Regions from separate parts of the Homo sapiens genome. Here all the other regions are linked to region 3. The links are chromatin loops, found by intact Hi-C in ENCODE. Cell type or tissue: endothelial cell of umbilical vein. All regions are shown on one strand.

Region 1 (5,000 bases), 1.4 Mb after region 3:
CAAAATATATGCCATTAATTAATTTTCAACACAACGTAAACAGTCAACAATTTTTCAGTTAATGCTGTTTAATGGAGAAAGAAGTTTCTTTTCAACAAATAGAGCCACAACAACTACACAAATGTGGGGAAAAAATGAACTTTAATTCTTACAGCATATGCAAAAATCAGTTTAGGATAGATTATAGTTTTAGCTATGTGGTTAGGGCTGCAGGTCTCTTAGAATCATTGTGGTACCGTAAAACTATAGAGCTTCTGGAGGAAAATGCAATATTTTTGCAGCTTTAAGTTTGGGTGGATTGCTCAGAGGGGACACAAAAAGCAATAAATATAAAGGAAAGAGTTAAAAATTTGACTTTACCTGAATTAAACTTCCATTGATTGAAAGACTGTAGAAAATGAAAAGTGGTCCGGGCATGGTGGCTTACACCTGTAATCCCAGCACTTTGAGAGACCCAGGGGGTGGATCACTTAAGGTCAGGAGTTTGAGACCTGCCTGGCCAACATGGTAAAACCCCATCTCTACTAAAAATACAAAATATTAGCCAGGTTGCAGTGATCGCCACCTGTAATCCCAGCTACTTGGCAGGCTGAGGCAGGAGAATGGCTTGAACCTGGGTGGTGGAGGTTGTAGTGAGCCGAGATTGTGCCACTGCACTCCAGCCTGGGCAACACAGTGAGACTCCATCTCAGAAAGAAAAAAAAAAAGAGGAAATGAAAAGTGAAGTCACAGATTGGGAGACAAAGTATTTGCAATACATGTATCCGACAAACGATTTATCTCTCCTAAAAATGACATAAAAAACTCCTAAAAATCAATTTAAAAGAAGAAAAATAGCCTAATTTTTAAATGAGCAAAAGACAGATACTTTTCTAAAGGAAGATCCCTAAATGGCCAAGTTCATGAAAAGAAGCTCAACATCAATTGTTATCTGGGAATTGAAATTTGAAGCCCAAATGAGGTACCACTACACACACACAACAATGGCTAAAATTTTAGAATTGACAATGACAATATCCAGCACTGCTGAGGATGTGAAGAAACTGGAATTCTCATACATGTGGTGGAAATTGTAAAACTGTTCAACCACTGTATGGGGTTGAATAGTGTCCCCCAACTTCATGTCTAACTGGAACCTCAGAATGTGACCTTATTTGAAAATGGGATATTTACAGGTGTAATCAAGTTATAATGAGGTCATGCTGGTTTAGAATGGGTCCTAAATCAAATGACTGGTGTCCTTATTAGAGGATGGAAATTGATACACAGAGACACAGAGGAGACATACAGGGAAGAGGCCAAGTGAAGACAGATGAGCTTGAGGCAGAGATTGAAATTATGCTGCCACAAACTAAGGAATGCCAAGGGTTGCCAGCAACCACCAGAAGTTGGAAGGGGCAAGGAAGGATTCTTTCCTAGAGCTGTCAGAGGGAGTGTGGCTCTGAGAACACCTTGATACTGGACTCCTGGACTCCTGAACTCAGAGAATAAATTTCTCTTGTTCTGATCCACCCAGTTTTTGGTATTTTGTTATGGAATTCCTAGGAAAGGAACACCACCACTTTGAAAAATGTTGGCAGTGTCTTGTAATATTAAACACCTACAACTTCCCTATGACCCAGCAATTCCACTCTTAGGTATTCACCTAAATAAAAGAAAGCATATATCCACACAAATACATATATAAGAATGTTTATGGAAGCTTTAGTGATAGTAGTCAAAACTGGAAACATTTTAAGGATTTACGAAGAAAACGAATAAAAAATTATGTTCATATAGTTGAACACTATTCAGCAATAAAAGAATAAAGTACAAATGCACTCTACAGTGTGGATGAACATCAAAAATATATTGGGCAAAAGAAGCCAGACACAAAAAACGCATGTATACTGTGTGAGTCCATTTACATGAAGGTCAAAGTCAGGTAGAAGTGTTCTCAGGTAATAGAAACCAGTGAGGGCAGGGACTGGCCTGAGAGATCATGAGGAAACATTCTCACGCATTGGAAAAGTCATGCGTCTTGATTGTGGCAGTGTTTTACATTAGTGTATACACATTTGTCAAAACTCACTGGATTATTTCCTTAAATGAATACACTTTATTAAATGTAAATTATAACAAAACATAAACCTTGGAGCAAGCCCTCGTATATAATGCTTGCCTCAATCAAAAAGAAAAGAAAACCCCACTTTAAAGACTGAATTAAAAACTTCTATCCCCATTCCCTTTCTTTCTTTCTTTTTTTTTTTTTTTTTTGAGATAGGGTCTCTCTGTCATCCACCCAGGCTAAAGTGCAGTAGCGTGATCATGTCTCACGGCAGCCTCGACCTCCTGGGCTCAAGTGATCCTCCCTGCTCAGACTCTGTAGCAGCTGGGACTACAGGCACAAGCCACCATGCCGGGCTACTCTTTCCATTTTTTAAAACTGCATTAGTTATCTACTTTCTAAACTCACTTTTAATTCTTAACAGGTAAGTGATTATCATGTAACTTATTTTTGTTCTCCAACTTTTCCAATCTGCACTGAACGTAGCAATCGTCTGTAACTGTCTACTTCTTCTGTATATGTTGGCAAAGGCTTAGGTTTCAATTTCCCTAGCTGAGGGGATTATAATGACTTAGGACACCATTTGCTCTCTTGGTTATTTTGCTTAGGAAGGATAGGTACTTGCAGGGGCCAATGAAGGGCAAAGTAAAAATAACTATCCTGAACTACAGATACACAATTTAAACAGCATTCAAAATGTTCTTCTAAAAAAAAAAAAAAAAGGAGTACACAGAATTTGGCCTGTCACAGAACAAAGAAAATACCAGCTTCAGGTGGACAGTACCCCAGTTCCGTTCTGACAGCTTCTTGGCAACTGTTAATATGTATGGAGCTTGAATGGATGGGTAGGAGGGAGGATCGGAGGGGAAACAGCAGAAGAATGGGGGCAGAAGAGGAGAGGGAGGGACGTGGAGGAGCCCAGGGATCCACACTGCTCAGCTGCTTCTGGGTTTACGGTGCAGCGCGAGCGCCATCATGTGCTCATCTCTGTAACTTCAGCGGAAGAAACGCGTTTTTCCCCGCCACTGCATTTGAGGAATGGAAAAATAAACCAAAATCGTTCATCGGGCCTGAGAAACCTTGAGAAGCATATTACCCTACGGTTGTTTTTTCATCGAAAAGTTGAAGGATTTCTGACATCTCAATTAGTAACGCATCTGGAATGTTTGCTCTCCAGGTACCTATTATTTGTTCCTTCACTCATCAAATATTTATTGAACGCTATGTGCCAGACACATACAAGCAGGAGAAAGGCAGGCGTGGTGGTCTAGTGGGGCAGACAGACATGTGAACAAATGGCTACAGCAGTCTGATAAATATTCTAATGCAGGAATGAAAAGAACATCTGGAAGCTAAATGAGAGCATTTAATATTTGACAGAGACGTTCAGTGCTATAATCTAATTATTGTATTGAAAACCTGTGTTGATCCTATTACTTGTATCACTTGTCCATAACCTCTTTAAAATCTGGCTAAAATTATTAATTGGTTGATTGATTCAAATTATTTATTGAGAGCCAATTATGTGCCAGGTACTACCGCTGTATCACTATTACTCGTATCAATTTTGTCCATAATCTATTTAAAAATCTGGCCAAAATTATCAATTGATTCATTGATTCAAATTATTTATTGAGAGCCAGTTGTGTGGTAGGTACTACTGTTGGTGCCGAGGGATACAGATAAAGATGGGAAAGACAGAAAACAGTTCTTCTTTTGTTAAGCTTAACTTCCATGTGTGGAAAGTGAACCATCAAGAAAAAAATGTTTTCTGTCTGTCTTTGATACAAAAGCCATTTTCTTGTTTATTGCCTGTTTATCTATGTTATTATTTCCTACTTTCCCTCTATAGCGTTTATTCCCCACTTTTTCTAAACAGTTGTTTCAAACTATTTCAGGTTACACTGAGAGTTTAAACAAGCATAGCTTTCTTAATGGCTTTGGAAAATTTACTTAACTTCCTATTGCTCAGAGGAGCACCAGGGTTTTAGTTAGTAGTTGAGCCATGAAGTGGGAATTTGGGAGGAGATTTCTAATCCTGGCCCTGTTATAGTTTCATTTGTCTGGTTTACCTCCCAATCTCAGCTTTTCCTGGCCACTTCAGGGTCATGCATATAATAAATATTAGGGCCAGGCGCAGTGGCTCATGACTGTAATCCCAGCACTTTGGGAGGCCGAGGTGGGCAGATCACGAGGTCAGGAGTTTGAGACCAGCCTGACCAGCCTCATGAAACCCTGTCTGGACTAAAAATACAAAAAATTAGCTGGGCATGGTGGCGCACGCCTGTGATCCCAGCTGCTCAGGAGGCTGAGGCAGGAGAATTGCTTGAACCCGGCAGGCAGAGGTTGCAGTGAGCCGAGACTGTGCCATTGCACTCCAGCCTGGGCGACAGAGTGAGACTCTATCTCAAAAATAAATGAATAAATATGAACAATCTCTGATAATTTTAGACTCAAAAACAGCAGGTAGTAGGAAGCTGGAAGAACACTTGTGTTCATACCCAGCCTCTAGGCCTCAGCGATCGCAGCGTTCAGGGAGAGCGGCAGCCTCCCTCCCTGAAGTCCCATGTGGAGATGGCCCTGCTCCAACAATGAGGCGCCGGAGCGGGAAAAAGGAACTCCTCTAATGACATAAAACAAGTGAAAATTTATATGATCAGATGAGCTAACAAGCTTGAAAAAAAAATGTGATCTTAATGAGCAGAGCATATTTGTTAACAATGATTGGGAAAATAAACCTGCTTTATGGCTATGTTCTCAAGGCGTTGCGACTCTTCACTAAATCATCCTTGTCTCATCTTGTGTTAGGTTGTTCACTTCCATTGCTCACACGTGCTCAGCCCACACAGTTGGTGTGTATAATGGGGTCATATACTACCGCTGAAAAAATTCAGAAAGTTCTGCTTCAGTTCTGCTTTTGCCAAATCACTGTGGCCTATACGTCAAGGAAGAG
Region 2 (5,000 bases), 79 kb after region 3:
ATATAGGAATAAGTATCATTATAAGCTTCACATGTCAAAAGAAACAGACATCCAAATAAAAAAAGATAATATATGAAAGCCTGAACATGACACACAATGGTACATTTTATGACTAAATAAAATGCTTAGATAGAAATTCTTTGACAGGTGATACAAACTCTGGATTCCTCCAAGTCATCATGAGAATGGAGGAAATACTTTTCTCTTTCTTTCCCTATTCCTTTTCCTATTTTGTGTCTCAAAATATTTCCTAAACAAATCTAGATTCTCTCTATAATGTCCTTTCTCCTTTGCATGTAATGACATTGGGAGGGATTGGTAATTCTGCTGCGGACTTCAAATAATAACAGAGAAGACTTTCTGTTGCACACTTACATAAAAGTTTTAGTATTTGATAACACTGCCCATGCAAGTGTTACTTACATGTTACTTATTTCTATATCCATCATTCTTCTGTTGGTCAAGTGTTATCCTCTCACTCTAAATAAATTTTTTATTTAGCTGCATAGAATCTTTATATTTTATATTTGTTTCCTTAGTACTAAATGTGATTTACTTGACCATGAAACTACTATTTGGAAATCCTAGAATGAAAACAGATCTGTTTGTTACCCACTTGAACTGAGTGGGGAGACTGAGTTATAGCTATACTCGCTAAGTGGTTACAATAACTTGGAGCAAGATAAACATTAAAAATTAATTTTCCTTGGGAAGTTATAGCTGAGTGTGGAGATAGCTACATGTGTGTATCCCCTCCCTCCCAGTCATTCATTCCCCTTCTCCAAGCTGTATATGCTAATTTTTTTGGAGGAGAAATTGGGAACTGTTAAACTTGCAGTTAGACAAATTATTTTAAAGTTGGGCATTTTCTAAAGTCTAATTGGGCCAATCCCACTTTTAGTTTTGCACTTATTATCACTGAAAATAGCTATGTATATTATTCACACACAGCCAAACGTATGTATGATGTGTATACAAGGGGAAAAAACTTTTTTTTGGTAATAAGGCCATGCCTTTTTTTAAAAAAAAATACTGCGTGTTGTAGGAGGTATGAACCCGAACAATGTCGTTTAAGTTCTCTAGGACTTTGAGGGTAAACATAATTGAGATTAAAATACTGACGTGCTCACATTTAGTAGAGAGATAAGAATAATTCATCGGGAGCTATTCTAGTCTCACTGGTAATCACATAATTCAACAGGGTTTTTAGAGAATACCTGAAGCTATCGTCGTCTGTTGTGCAATTACATAATTAGTCAGGATCTCTGTAATAAAATCTTTTCTAAATGTATGTGGGTTACTACTAAGTAAATGTTAGGGCTAGTGTTATATTTTTACTTTTAATACTTGTATAACAATTTAAACTGTTAAACATTATTTCCCGACATAACTACAGATACTTAACATGAAAAGAATTGCATTACTCAAAAACTAAGAAAAAAAAAATCCCCCTACATATATTTGTTTCCAAAATGCTGATCAAAACTGCTTGCTTTATGAACATTAACTCACTATCCAATCTCCTCTAGAGTGTTTACTTCTGGGAACTCCGGGGTTGTATTATCTCTTTGGTGTTGGTTGTTTCACCCACTTCTAAATTACTGATCTATTTTTTTGATATTCGCGTGACTACCTATCAATATAAGTCAAAGTGCGCTCTTTCTGGTCCTTTTGCTTTAATGATAACGCTGCGCAGCCAGGAACATTTCGGGAGTCCTCCTACACGGAAACAAACGTGGCCTGGCGAAGTTGAAGCCAGCAACGTGGCGGGAAGTGAGGAAGTAACAGCAATTCCTTATTCTTTATCATTATTGTTGTTTTAGAGTCTTTCCGCGGCGTTTTCGGCCGGGTTCCTGCTCCAGAAGGCCGGCGAGGGGCCCCTTGCCCGCGGCGCGCCGCAGACACACGGTCGGGAAGCACAAAGGCGCGCGGAGCCTGGGCAGCAGCCCCCGAGACGGTCACGCCCTCGCCGCTCTCCGGCCCCATGCGGCCGCACAAAGACCAGAGCCCCACCGCTACCCACGCACCCACCCACGCTCGAGAGGGGCGCCGCGCGGCGCAGGCCGCCACACCCACTCGGGCCCGCTCCCGCCTCCCGGGTCCCGGGCGCCCTGATGAATATGCATCGCGGCGCGCCCGCCCCCGGCTCCTCCTTTCGGTTTCCTTCCCGCCGCCAGGCGGAAGCGAAGAGCCGCGCTTCCCGCGCGCCCAGGCCGGCCGTGGTAGGGTGGGGCGGGGCGGGCCGCGAGCCGGAGAAAGAGAAAGCCAGGGAGGCGACTGCAGGAGGAGCGCGGGCCGGGCGCGGAAGGGTGCGCTGCTGGGTGGCGGTTCCGGGGCAGCCCCGCCGCGGGCCAGGCCAATCCGAGGGCGGGGAAGGGGCGATCGCGCGACCCCGGGGCCGTGCCGGCTGCATCTGACCGGCGCAGCCCCACTCCTGGAGCAGCCCCGCTAAAACAACAATAAAACCCACCACACACACACATACATGCACACACGCACACGCGGGCGCACACACACACACCATCCTGGACGGCGTTCAAGTCAAGCACGAGAAACAGCCTTCTGCAAGGGAGAGGAAAGAAAGCTGGAAATCCAGACAGACTGAAGGGCTGCCTGCTTTTAGACTTGACTTTGACCGCCTTTTCTTCTCGGGCCAAGAACTGTGGCAGTGCAGAAATTACAATTAAAAAATACATAAGACTACTCCCGGATTGCTTTTTTTTTTTTTTTTTTTTTTTTTTAACTAAACACAAAAAGCGACACCAAAACAACCCCTGAGAAAATCCACAAATCTGTACCTGAGACACGTCAAGTCAGCGGCCCAGGGTTCTGTTACAGACTCAAGATCTCTTTTATTTAATGCAATACAGTGCGATGGTATGTGGCTTTGAACTGATGGGTTTTGTTTGCTTCTTTTATTCGTTCTTTGCACCCCCTCCTATCCCTGGCACAGTTTTTCTTTTCCTGTTTGTGGATTGCAAAGTGGCTGTTTTACCCCTTTCCTAAATGTCATTTTTGTTTTACAGGTTGTGGGCTATAGTGCTGCATTTGCAGAACTAATTTGCAAATATGCATTATTATTTAGCGTTGGCAACTTTAGTACATGTGACACACTCTTATGACGGGAATCAGTGAGTAACATTGTGGTCCAAACGGTGCAGAATCTAGCATTTTGTTCTGCTTTAACTCTCTGCTTTATGCCCCTCTCCCCTCAGTGGTGGAAAAAAATTACTGTTCAAATGATACTTTAGTTCTACCTTGTAGGCCATTCTCTCCTCTTGAAGCATTCTTTTCTCCATTTTAATTCACAGATATTCTCATTTAAAAATACATTTTTAAGTGAAAGAAGTACTATTTAACTCTGATTGGTGTGTTGGAATGTTTAAAGTCAGTATTCATTCTAAAGTTTAGTCCTAACCCCCATCCCCTCATCCCTGAATTTGTGGCATCCTATTGTTAGCCTTTCTTCCGCACCCCCCACCAACTTTTTAAAACCGATTTTGATGGATTTCTTTCCACTCCTGTTAATAGTTTCCCCCCAACCCCGCTATTTTTGCTGCCGATTTTTTTCCTCTTCCTATGTGTGTCTCTATCTCTCGTTCTCCTTGTCTTCTTTTCCCCAATACGTCTGAGACACATTTTAATGCACAATATCCCATCCATTAAGTTGTGGTTGAATGTGAAGTGTGTGAGGACTTGGCAGCTTTCAGATTGAAGGGGGCGGGGAAGCCAGTTTCGACTTTGACACAAGATGCTGAAGTGGCGTGATCAGAATTATTATTAGGGCTGTGAACATGGCCATCTTCTGCTCGGGTTGGAAGAACTGCCACTGAACTTGAGACAGGACAGACAAGATCTCTAAGTATTTTTCCCCCACCCCCCAAGTACAGTAGCTGGCAGGGAAAAGGCGCCAAAATACACAAGATTAACTCTGACTTTCTTTGAACGGATCTTATAGCACCATCCTTGTAACTTTAACTTCCAATAGGCGGGAAAAAGTTAACTTTTGATCCCACACTTGAACAGACATTTAAATCAGCCCTAAAATGGAATAAGTCCAGAAAGTAACACACGCATGCTTATGTGGTTAGAAAAGAATGCACGTGTAAATAAGCAGGGTGTATGTGTGTATATGACTGAGGAGTTCAAGATTTAATCAAAATCAGAATTAGTGTGACTTTCCAGTGTATTTACAATATGAAGAAAAGCATTGTGAGGCAAAGAAACTGACCTTTAAGCATCCTAAGTAAAAACTGCAAAGAGTTTGTGAAACACAAAACGTTGTGGTTTCCAGTTTTACATTTGAGGTTTGATGTTTTCATTTAATGGTATGAGAGATGGAGAAAGCTCTAGCGCTGAAAAGTCCCTATTAAATCATATGTGGGCAAAGGTCAAGCACTCCAACTCACTGACGCAATATACTACAGATTCCTGCCTAAGTGATGAGGAACACAGGAAAAAGTACTTTGGCAATAAAATTATTAGAACAGTAATTATCATCGGTGGTTGGGACTGCATTCTTGTGCACTGGGAAAACGTTTTTACTGGCCCTGATGAATTTTAAAGCCAAGTATTGTTGAAAGCTATTTTAATAGGAAATTGATTAGCTGAGTGTTCCATACAAGAAATGGTGACGGTTTCATTGTTTGAGGTCCAAAATAAATTTTTATTCTTTAGCAGACATAGGCATCCCTTTAATTTTAATATGGTCAGACTGAACAGCAGCATAATTTTGAGTGAATGTGATGTCATGAACATCTGTAACTTTGTTTTTGGAGTTTTTGACATTACACAATTTGATAATATTACTGCTTTGAAATTTATTGGCTTGTGTAGTTAAAATTTCAGATACACTCAGAGATAAAGTTTACTGAACATATATTTTGTTTAGGCCCAATTGTTTGTGTTTTTTCTTTGTAATTACAAAATTGTTTCTTAAATTTTAATTTGAAAATTAAAATGCACAATTCTGTTGTTATGCATTGCTTTGACTTTGAAAT
Region 3 (5,000 bases):
ATGTTCAATGAGCTCTTTAGGAAAAAAGAGAAATGGGAAAGAAGAGGGGAGAGGAGGGGAGGGGAGGGGAGGAGAGGGAGAATCTGGCTTTCTTTTCCAGTATAACTTAGATTTAGAATTAAGAGTCTGAAAATTACAAAATATGGATGTTGGGCACCACAAAAAAGGGAAATTTCTGGGAAAGGGGTATTCTGTCTCTTCTATTACACCCTAAAACAGGGATCCGGGAGCATGGCCACCTGGCACAGATGCCCTGCCTTGCCTGCTGAGGCTGCCTGCAAAAACCTATCGTCTCTTAAAGAGACAAGGCTGTATTCTGAACATGGCTCATCTTGGCCTGAGGAATCAGACCCCTTTTACATCGTTTCATAGCCGTAGATGCTCAGATTTTAAGAGTGCAGAGCCAGGTGCCTGTATAAACTATGTGTTTGAAAAGGGGCTGGGATAAAGGTGCAAGAACAGGACAAAAGAAATGTTCTGCTCAAACAATGCATAAGTGGAGAGTCTGTACATGTCGGCCAAAATGATTGTAAATAGGACTGAGACTATTAGCCTGGATGCTCCAGTCCAGATTCAGTATTTCAAATACCTCCTGGTACTGTATTTGCAAATCATATTTGAGTAAGCACTGGAGCTTTTTTCCTTTTTAGAAATCGACTACTTTTTGTTGCAGGATAAGATGAAAGACAAGCTAATTGCTTTAAAAAATTATTAAAAAGTATTATTTTTTAAATTTCTGAGCACGTTGGAGTTAATAGTTTTGGCATCTAGTGTTTCATTTCAAGGCTAATATACCATGCCATCTGCCACGTGACAGTGTCTTTATTAGGTTACCATGGTATATAAAAAGCAAAATGCTTTGCAAAGTTTTTGAGCAGGATGATTTTTATTTCCCCCTTCAAATTTTTTCAAATGTAAATGAACATGTTTTCAATAAAACTGTTGAAATGAGTTATAAATATTGAGATGGTAGTACCCAATAATTTAAGGCTGATGTTTTCTTTTACAATCTTAATTTTTTTAAATCTGAGAATAATCCTAAGGCTTAGAGAATCTTACAAATATATATAAACTATTAATCCCATTACAACATTAATGACTACAAAAAATACTCAGAATTATTTCCTCATAATTAAAAAAAGGACCTTTACTTCAACTGTATTTAAGCAAACTGAAACTGTTCATTTTTCTTTTGTTTAAGCTGGAAGCAAAGTACAGAGTCTCAAAGAAGGTGAAAAGAGAAAATGGGATTTGCAGAGTTTTTGACATAAGCTAATAATTTTCTCCTTAAAGCTAATGATTTATATGCACTAGTTTGCCTCTGCCTCCCAAAATGTAGTTTGAGGTGGCAATGTAATTCAGCTTTGCTGGATCAATTTCATCCAGCTTCATCTAAGCCGGATGATTTTTGCAAGTGTTTTTAAAGATAATGTGTGATCAGTATGTCTCTTTCATGCTCTGGCAGTCAAAGTTTCAGGCTTTCTCCCCCTTCTGTCTCTGGGGAAAATTTTCCAGGCTTCAATTTTTCCATATGCCTTGTAAAAAGAATTTTTTTAAATAAGTTGTTTGTGTCCAGGGGTACATGCACACGTACACTAAGAGGCATACATATGTATTTAACTGAAAGAGACAGCAGTCATATATACTTGTGACAGTACTTTGACATTCATATAAGCAAAAGGTGTAGGGAAAAGATTTCTGGCCCACCAGTCTCACTTTTATTATTGAAATGAAGCACATTAGGGATTGTTCTGGAAAAGAATTTCTGTATAACTCATGACCTAAGCTTACTATTACAAAGCCTAGGATGTGCCTCCCATAAGAGATAAGATTAAAATGACATGGAGATGGGCACTGGTGGGAGGCCCAAAAAGTACTCAGCATCACTGCTTATTTCCAATTAAAACTAGTGTTTCTAATTAAACACTAGACCACTAGGCTCTGTTTAGATCCACGGTACAGAAATTGCATTCCTAAAAGCAACATAAGGGAATATAGAATACTTAACTTTCAAAGTAAGTCAATAAATACTTGTTGAGTAACTATTTATAGGATAGGAACTGTACTAGGTGCCAAGAAGATGACTTGAGTAAGATAGACGCTGCCCTAGGTTTCTTGTAGCTTCCAGGCCGATGGTGAACTGGTATTTCCCAATGATGGATAGTACTGTGCTTAGAAAACTAAGACCCCAGAGATTGGAAGCAAGGCCTCACGAGGACAAAATTTCACAAACCCAGTGTCTGTGCCACAAGATTGATTTCAGTTAGAAAATAGAGCAGGTAGAAGAGAGATTGACAAAAGTTGAACAGATTCAGGACATTGACTCAGTGAATGTCAAGAGGCTGATTGATCCCTAGTGTGGTACTGCTGAAAGCTATTGAGGTTGTCAATGGGTAGACACACAATGAGCCTTTTCAAGTAGTTTATTCTCCAATGAGCCTTTTGATAAAGACTTGGAATTGTCTGTCATATCTATTGAGCATCTACTTAACCACTACTTCTTGGAACTTGTGTCATCCTAAGTAGAAATCCACCTACATAATATTCTGTCCCTTCTTGGGATGATTAGAAAAACATTCCTGGTTATGAGGGTGAAATATCAAAGAGGGTGAAAAACTGAGGCTACTCTGGCCCGAGGAGTGGTCGCTGATTGGCTACTTCGGAAGTGGCTCACCAGAAAGGCCTTTGCCAAGCCATTGCCTCCTCCCTACGCCAGTGATGCAATATCACCCCACCAGAATGTTTTGTTCTCCAAGACCCTTGTTTCAATGGGTACATCCCATTAGCAAGGCCAGCAGATGTCAGTCCTGATCCACTTTTTCTCAATAATGAACGAGGAGGAAGAGCCTATCGCTTTCCCAATCACTGCCTTCCATTTGCTGGCTTTTCTTCTTCCTGAGATGGAGGCCTCCTGCTTGGTTTGCTTTGTTAATATTTGCATTATTCAATAGTTATTATGTGATAAGCATGTTGTTTGCTTTCGATTTTGGTTGGTTTATTTTCTTGTGCTTTTATTCTTAGCTGGTGGCTTAACTTGAGTTACAGCTGTGACCTGTATATTACTCAGCATGGATAGAATGTATGTTTTTACAGCTTCTTACCTGATGCCTCAACAATCCAAAGTTGGGTCAAAAAAACAAAACAAAACAAAATTTAACGGGAAAAACATGTAGCTTTTATTCTGCAAAGTCATCTCCTTGGTGTCAGCCTTGGATATATCCCTTTTAGAATGAAGAGGCTTAGGCTTGCAAGTACTTCAGCAAACATCGTTTCTGAATGCACATATTTTTAGCTTTCTGATTAAGAAGTAGTAGGATCCCTGTGCATTTACTGAGTGGGAATCTTATCCTTGAGTTAAGACATTTTATGTTTAAAGATTAAGTAATTTATCATAAGTGCATATGGAACGATTTTAAGTAAACAGAACATAAAGCTACTGTTGAGAATGCATTCTGCTGCTTGCAATACACTATTCATTATGAAGACATGCTTTAAAATTGCTATTGAAGTTTTAAAGTCCAGGACTTACTAGTGAAGAAAAATGTGTGTTTTTGCCTTTGATCTAGTATTGTTTGTTACAGCTGATTAGCTGTTACGTACTCCAAGGTAAAATTGTCATGTAAGATGATTTCAACATGTTATAAAAGAATCTGAACATTGAGAGATGGCCAGGGACAAGAGTGCATTTGGGCAATACTCTGTGGCTTAAGTTAAATGTCACATACTTATTTTACCAAGTTGCTTAACTCAAACCACAAGAACTTTCTTGATTTATTAAGAATAGCAATACAACCTAGAAGATATATGCAACTTTTAAACAACTCTCACTGAATATTGCAGTATTTTATTTCTTTCAAAGTAAAGACTATAATAACCAGATGCCTAATGCTGACTTTTTTATTTTTCACTTGAACATGACTTCTGGCTTTCAAGAATTTTAAAATCAAATCTAAGTAAACTTAACTCTTCTGGGGGCAGGGAGACAAAATCAATCATTATTTATAATTCTTTGCAACGTTAAAAATTAAAAACCAAAGGGTAGGTATTTGTAATTTTTTATTTCAAGCTGTTATTTTGATTACTTGCAAATTTTTTGCCTATTTTTAACTAAAAGAGAGACTCACTAATAAAAATACATTTATACCAAAAAAAGTATTCATATAAAACATCTTTTCATACTTTATTTAGAATTCCTGTGTTAATGTCAGCTGCAAAATTAAGAACAAAGCAAAGATAATTTCAGAAGACTTGTCTTGGCCTATAACATCGTGTCCTATTATTCCATCCAACTATCTAGACCAGTGCTTTCAATGGAAATATATAATGTGAGCCTTAAACAAGAGTCACACTTGTAATTTTAAATTTTCTGGTTGCCACATTTCTAAAAGTGAAAAGGTAAAATTAATTCCAACAACATATATTCAAAATATTATTTTAACATGTGATCAATATAAAAAATTGTACATTATATATTTTGTGTTCTTTTTTATGTGTTCTACGTTTTTGAAATTCCCATATAGTTTGCATTTATAGCACATCTCAATTCATGCAAGCCACATTTCAAGTACTCAGTAGTCATCTGTAGCTAGGGGCTACTATATTGGGCAGTACAGGTCTAGATGATCAAATGCCTACACTGAATGACTTCATAGAATATCACTGTTGAGCTGACACCGATCTAAAAGATTCACATGTCGGAGCAAGACTGTTAGTGGAGTAAACTCCTCGAGTGTACAGGACCCCTTTGTTCTTGTTCTATTTTGTTTTTAACAGCTTGCTCTGCTCCATAAAGATCCATCAGTCACCCTCAAACTCTTCGGACCTTCTGCCTGTTCATTCCTATGAAGCTGCGTTTGCTAAGGTACTCGGTGACCTGGAGCAAACATTCTAAAACAGCGCAAATGGCAGAAGCAGAGCCTACAGGCTTCTTGTCGGGAATCCGTTCGGAGTATGGAAAGAATCCCAGTGTCTGTGGACTTCTGGGTTGTCTGCTGTGCAGT
Region 4 (5,000 bases), 1.0 Mb after region 3:
GGTGGCACGCGCCTGTAGTCCCAGCTACTCGGGAGGCTGAGGTGGGAGAGTTGCTTGAACTCAGGAGGCAGATGTTGCAGTGAGCTGAGATCATGCCACAGCACTCCAGCCTGGGCAACAAGCAAGAGGCTGTCAAAACAAAACAAAACAAAAATCAGAAAACAAAGATGCTTTGAATTCCCATCACATTCATTATTTATTTTTGTTCATTGGCCTCATCATAATTTAAGATATCTATGTCTATTCTGGAACACCAACAAGGGATTATTATTTCTCACCTTAAAGAGCTTCTTTGCTAGTTGAACAGACTCTCTTGCTTCAAATCAAAAAGTTCCTAAGACCATGTCTTTCAAATTAGCTAGAAAAATATAATTACTGTATGAGTGTCACCACCCCAGAAGACCAACAAACTCAATTCTTAGAATAATGTTATACAGAATAAAAATGTAAGTATTGTGGTGGGATCTCAGTGTTGTTTATTTTTCCTTCTGATACCTTTATTGTAAACTAGAGGTGTTAGGATATGGTTAGTTATGTGAATTTTAAGTATAATATAGGTCTTTCCTGAAATTCTGTTCTATTTATTTTGGTTGTATCCTACTTTATACTCCTCCTCACTTTGTCCTCCAAAGTCCTAGAGCCTAAAAGAATATATAATACAAAGCAATATGGGAGTAAAAGGAAGTGAGAAAGATGAAAACAAACCATGGTTTCTTAGTAATGAGATTATTATAAAAATGTAAACCATAAAAACCATTACTTGCTGTAGGACCATAGTTTGGGTTCTGTGCTTTCTTAAGAGCCAAAGTTTGGGGATGTGGGGGAAGAGAGAAATCTGGTTATTAAACATGTCAGTGTGTATAAAACTAAATAAAAATAATTATAAAGAGCTCAGGAGAAGCAAGCCAGTATTGATGTGAAGACTGAAGGCTGAAGCGCCATGAAACATAATAATTACTCTTAACAACATCCTTACTTTCAACACATCAAATTCCTAAAAAAGTATTTCCAATGTTGGCCGTCAATAAAAGCCAAAGAGATTCCAACAAAACGAATTAAAGTAAAAAGAGTAGTATGAGTTGCCACAATTATATGATTGAAGTATATTAATTTATGAAGCCCAATTTAGTACATGTGTAAGTTTTAGGATATCTGGAAGATTGGACTTGGCAATGACTGTGCAGCAAACTTTACATATGAGTGCTACTCTAAACACTACAAATACAATGATCTGTGTGTCATGCAGTTGGTTGACATGCATTTTTGTCTATCAGTTTTACCTCCATTGTAAGATCTATAATGTAGGTTTAAATTGTAGGCTTCTTAGAGAGCAGTGTCTATATGTTATAATTAGCACACCATATTGTTATATGTTAAGAAGGTACACATATTTGATATTGCTAAGTATTTTCCAATGATGTAGATTTTTAGTGCATAATATTATGTCTTTCAGAGAAACCCTGTTCAAATTATGCTAGCCCAGGAATCTAACAGGTCGAAAATATTCTCATAGATGGGTCTACATAGAGAGGCAAATGCCAAGGGCTCATAAAATTCCTGTTGGCATACATAGAAAAGAAAGCAATATGGTGTTCCTAAAATACTTTAGATGTTACAGGGACATGTTAAAACACAGAGTGTCTAGAAATGTCTATCCTGGTAAAATCAATGGAGTTAAGCCAGGGCAAAGAACACTTACGGCCTGCAGATACGTAATTTATGCTGTTTCTGATTTGAAAACTGGAGTAGATTTTTAATTTATGATTGAAAATATTGAGTTCACCTTTGAACAGCTAGGTAAATTAGATTGCCCTCAAGTCACCCTTGAAAAGCACCACAACCACCACTATCAGTTTCAATTTGTAAAATGGAACAAATGAAAGAGTCGCTAGGGGCACTTTCACACACCTAGCCCTTCAATTATGCATAAATAAGAAACACCAACACCTCCAACAGGCAAATCAATTTTAAAGCGCAAGGGTTTCTATTGAGAATACTCTGTTCAAAAGTTCAACTCAGCAATGCCAGCAAGATTGCACAAATGAATCAACTCTAAAACCACAGTAGAAAGGGAACCAAGATCACTATTTTTTAATGGCCAATATTTCTCTATGTTAGATGCTAGGATGCCACTAAATTGTGTTTCTCTAAAAAAGCTTGGTGAATTTAACTTCCTGACACTAGATACTACATGTTTAAAAGGCCAGAGAAACTCAAAAGAGGATAACTAATGTAATTCCAGTTAAAGTTCTTAATTTCCTTCCCTTCTCTAACAAAACTTACAAGAATGTTACATATAAGGAAAAAATGTCAGTTTCACAAAGATTTAGAAGGTAGCAATTGAGTCTATGAATTCTCATTAAATTAGTCCTATAAATCAGATTCTATGGAATAACTCTGAAAAGCAACCTTATCTTATCCAGGAAAACCCACTGTATATATTTAAAACCTCATAAGAGACTATTACTTATGCTGTATATTGTATTAAGTAAGCCCATTTAAAGCATACACTATAGCTTCCTTAAGCCAATGTTTTTACAAGTTCATGACCATGATAAAATATATTGCTTTTCAGAATAAATATCCTTTATGCCTATCATAACTATATTATACCAGTTAAATTACACCAACATTTATGGGACAAATTTCCCTAGAAACAGACCGTGTTTAATGCCTGCAGTGACACCTACTGGTAATGAAGTACACCTAATTCTTAAAGATATTTGAAAATAATAGTATCCTCGGTTCATATTTTCATTCTCAGCTCCTTAATTCACTAGCCATGGCAAATTCTTTCTTTTCATCAGCTAACTTATTTCAGTAGCTTTTTGGTAACATAAATATACATACGAGTAACATTTTCTTTTAGAGAATAAGGATTTGTCATGAAGTCGTTTTTGTTATATTTGCTGAGTATGATGAAGAAATGTAATTTTTGTTGATAACAGATTTTCACAAATCATTTAACTTACGCTTATGCAAAACCAGATGTCTCTTCTTCTCCAAGATGCCTATGAGAGATGGTATTTCTAACTAATTGGGGAGAAAATAAAGGGGAAAGAAGCCTTTTGCATGAATTGCAGATCTATGGGATGGTCACTCCTACTGTCACCTGAGGGCCTCCTGGATATGTTCTGTATACTCCCTGTTCATAATGTGGTCTTTTCTCAGCATACTTGCTCATGTTGCAAACTCCTTTTGTTAATGCTCAAGACTGCCCTACTCAAATATGACCCAAGTCCCTTCTCTCTGACCTTATTTAAAGCCAGCTAGACGTGGCACATCTCTCCATTTCATGTCTTCCCCAAATACATGAGTCAGTCACGTCCTTCTCTCCCTCATTCCTCTGTACAAAGTCATATAAATTATTAAAAATCCTAAGAAGTATTTCCCGCCCATTCTACAACCAGGGCTTTCCCTGCCTTTGAATTCTCATTATTTTTTCGTTTATATTACACCACTAAAAAAACTCTTTACATACTCTTCTTTTGTTACTACTACTAATTACTATAATAGAGCCCATTTATAGATCACCCATAAAATGCTGGGAATGTGCTAGGCTGGATGTAAGGACTTTGATTCTTATAATGACCCTTCAAGTTAGCTACTACCATCTCTATTTCTCAGATAAAGAATCTGAGCTGGGCGCGGTGAGCTCACGCCTGTAATCCCAGCATTTTGGGAGGCTGAGGTGGGCAAATCACGAGGTCAGGAGGTCGAGACCATCCTAGCTAACACAGTGAAACCTCATCTCTACTAAAAATACAAAAATTAGCCAGCTGTGGTGGCATGTGCCTGTAGTCCCAGCTACTCAGGAGGCTGAGGCAGGAGAATGGCGTGAACCCAGGATGCAGAGCTTGCAGTGAGCCAAGATCATGCCACTGCACTCCAGCCTGGGCAACAGAGTGAGACTCCGTCTCAAAAAAAAAAAAAAAAAAAAAAAGAATCTGAGAAATGGAGAATTCAGATGCTTTGTTCAAGATAATAGACCTTGACAAAGGATTCTAAACCAAATCTGTCTTGGGTCCCAATCATCCTCTCCTTCCATTATCACACAAAATGGAAGTGTGTTATTAATAAGTTCTTTCCAGCCAAGTTCTGGCCCTGAGGCTGTTGGGAACATTTCAGCCTCTGTAGGTTGCTCCCATTCCTGCCCGTGAACAGTGACATCTTTATAGCAAGTCAGTGTTTCCTCTACTCGTCAGCAGAGTTTCAGAAATATTCTTTTGCTTTTGTCTAAATATTAAAGTTCCTGGGGGGTGAGGCATCCAGGGTAATTTTATGGGCAGTATCATAGAGCAGCTTCTGGATACCATGTCTTTGTGGCTGCTTGCTGCTGATGCAGTGGTTCGCCAAGGAAGCCTTTTTAAAAACTGCCAGTCTGGCCGGGCACAGTGGCTCACGCCTGTAATCGTAGCACTTTGGGAGGCCAAGGCAGGCAGATCACTTGAGGTCAGGAGTTTGAGATCAGCCTGATCAACATGGTGAAACCCTGTCTCTACTAAAAATACAAAAATTAGCCAGGCGTGGTGGCATGCGCCTGTAATCCTAACTACTCGGGAGGCTGAGGCAGGTGAATCACTTGAACCCGGGAGGCAGAGGTTGCAGTGAACCGAGATCGTGCCACTGCACTCCAGCCAGGGGGACAAGAGCAAAACTCTATCTCAAAAAAATAATAAATAAATAAATAAAAACTGCCAATTTGTACAATACTATGAAAGTGAATTTATGTTATTATACATTTGTCCAAACCCATAGAATATACGTCACCAAGAGTGAATCCTCATATAAACTATGGACCTCAAGTGATAATGGTATGTCAATGTAGGTTTATTGATCATAACAAATGTACCATGGGTGCAGGATGTTGATAGAGGGGAAAGCTGCATGTGTGGGGGGGACAGGGGCTATACGGGAATGCTCTGTTTTTTCCATTCAATCTGGCTATGAACCTAAAACCACTCTAAAAAAAAAAGTTTATTTATTTTTTAAAAACTGCC

What was found. Hi-C counts contacts between places; a loop is a spot of excess contacts. Peaks named below come from ENCODE experiments on the same cell type or tissue, not always from the same donor. Only the 100,000 strongest peaks of a DNase experiment are listed, where the experiment ranks them.
Region 1: it touches region 3 in a loop (8-fold over the local background); 2 of 110 quality-filtered maps call a loop at or near these places.
Region 2: a loop joins it to region 3, with 4 times the contacts of the local background. A loop is called at or near these places in 11 of 110 quality-filtered maps.
Region 4: a loop joins it to region 3, with 5 times the contacts of the local background. A loop is called at or near these places in 20 of 110 quality-filtered maps.

Annotation. Positions count from the first base shown.
Region 1 is chr9:13,032,395-13,037,394 of GRCh38, reverse strand. It overlaps the pseudogene LOC100130801. Among named protein-coding and RNA genes, the nearest start is that of SNORD137, 62 kb to the right of the region's middle. In endothelial cell of umbilical vein, a CTCF peak has its summit at 3,036 (motif pointing left); a DNase peak (open chromatin) is centred at 2,984.
Region 2 is chr9:14,319,818-14,324,817 of GRCh38, reverse strand. The region is part of intron 1 of NFIB-AS1 (NFIB antisense RNA 1); the gene reads right to left. It also overlaps a transcript of NFIB not described here. Among named protein-coding and RNA genes, the nearest start is that of NFIB-AS1, 5.2 kb to the right of the region's middle. RefSeq lists a silencer at 1,915-2,574. In endothelial cell of umbilical vein, no CTCF peak of the experiment used is centred here; DNase peaks (open chromatin) are centred at 1,637, 2,327, 3,767, 4,377 and 2 weaker places; H3K4me3 peaks cover 3,198 bases; H3K27ac peaks cover 4,120 bases.
Region 3 is chr9:14,398,582-14,403,581 of GRCh38, reverse strand. It overlaps a transcript of NFIB not described here. Among named protein-coding and RNA genes, the nearest start is that of TRH-GTG1-6, 33 kb to the left of the region's middle. In endothelial cell of umbilical vein, a CTCF peak has its summit at 2,796 (motif pointing right); a DNase peak (open chromatin) is centred at 2,801; H3K27ac peaks cover 1,431 bases.
Region 4 is chr9:13,349,654-13,354,653 of GRCh38, reverse strand. No RefSeq gene overlaps it. Among named protein-coding and RNA genes, the nearest start is that of MPDZ, 72 kb to the right of the region's middle. In endothelial cell of umbilical vein, a CTCF peak has its summit at 2,691 (motif pointing left); a DNase peak (open chromatin) is centred at 2,663.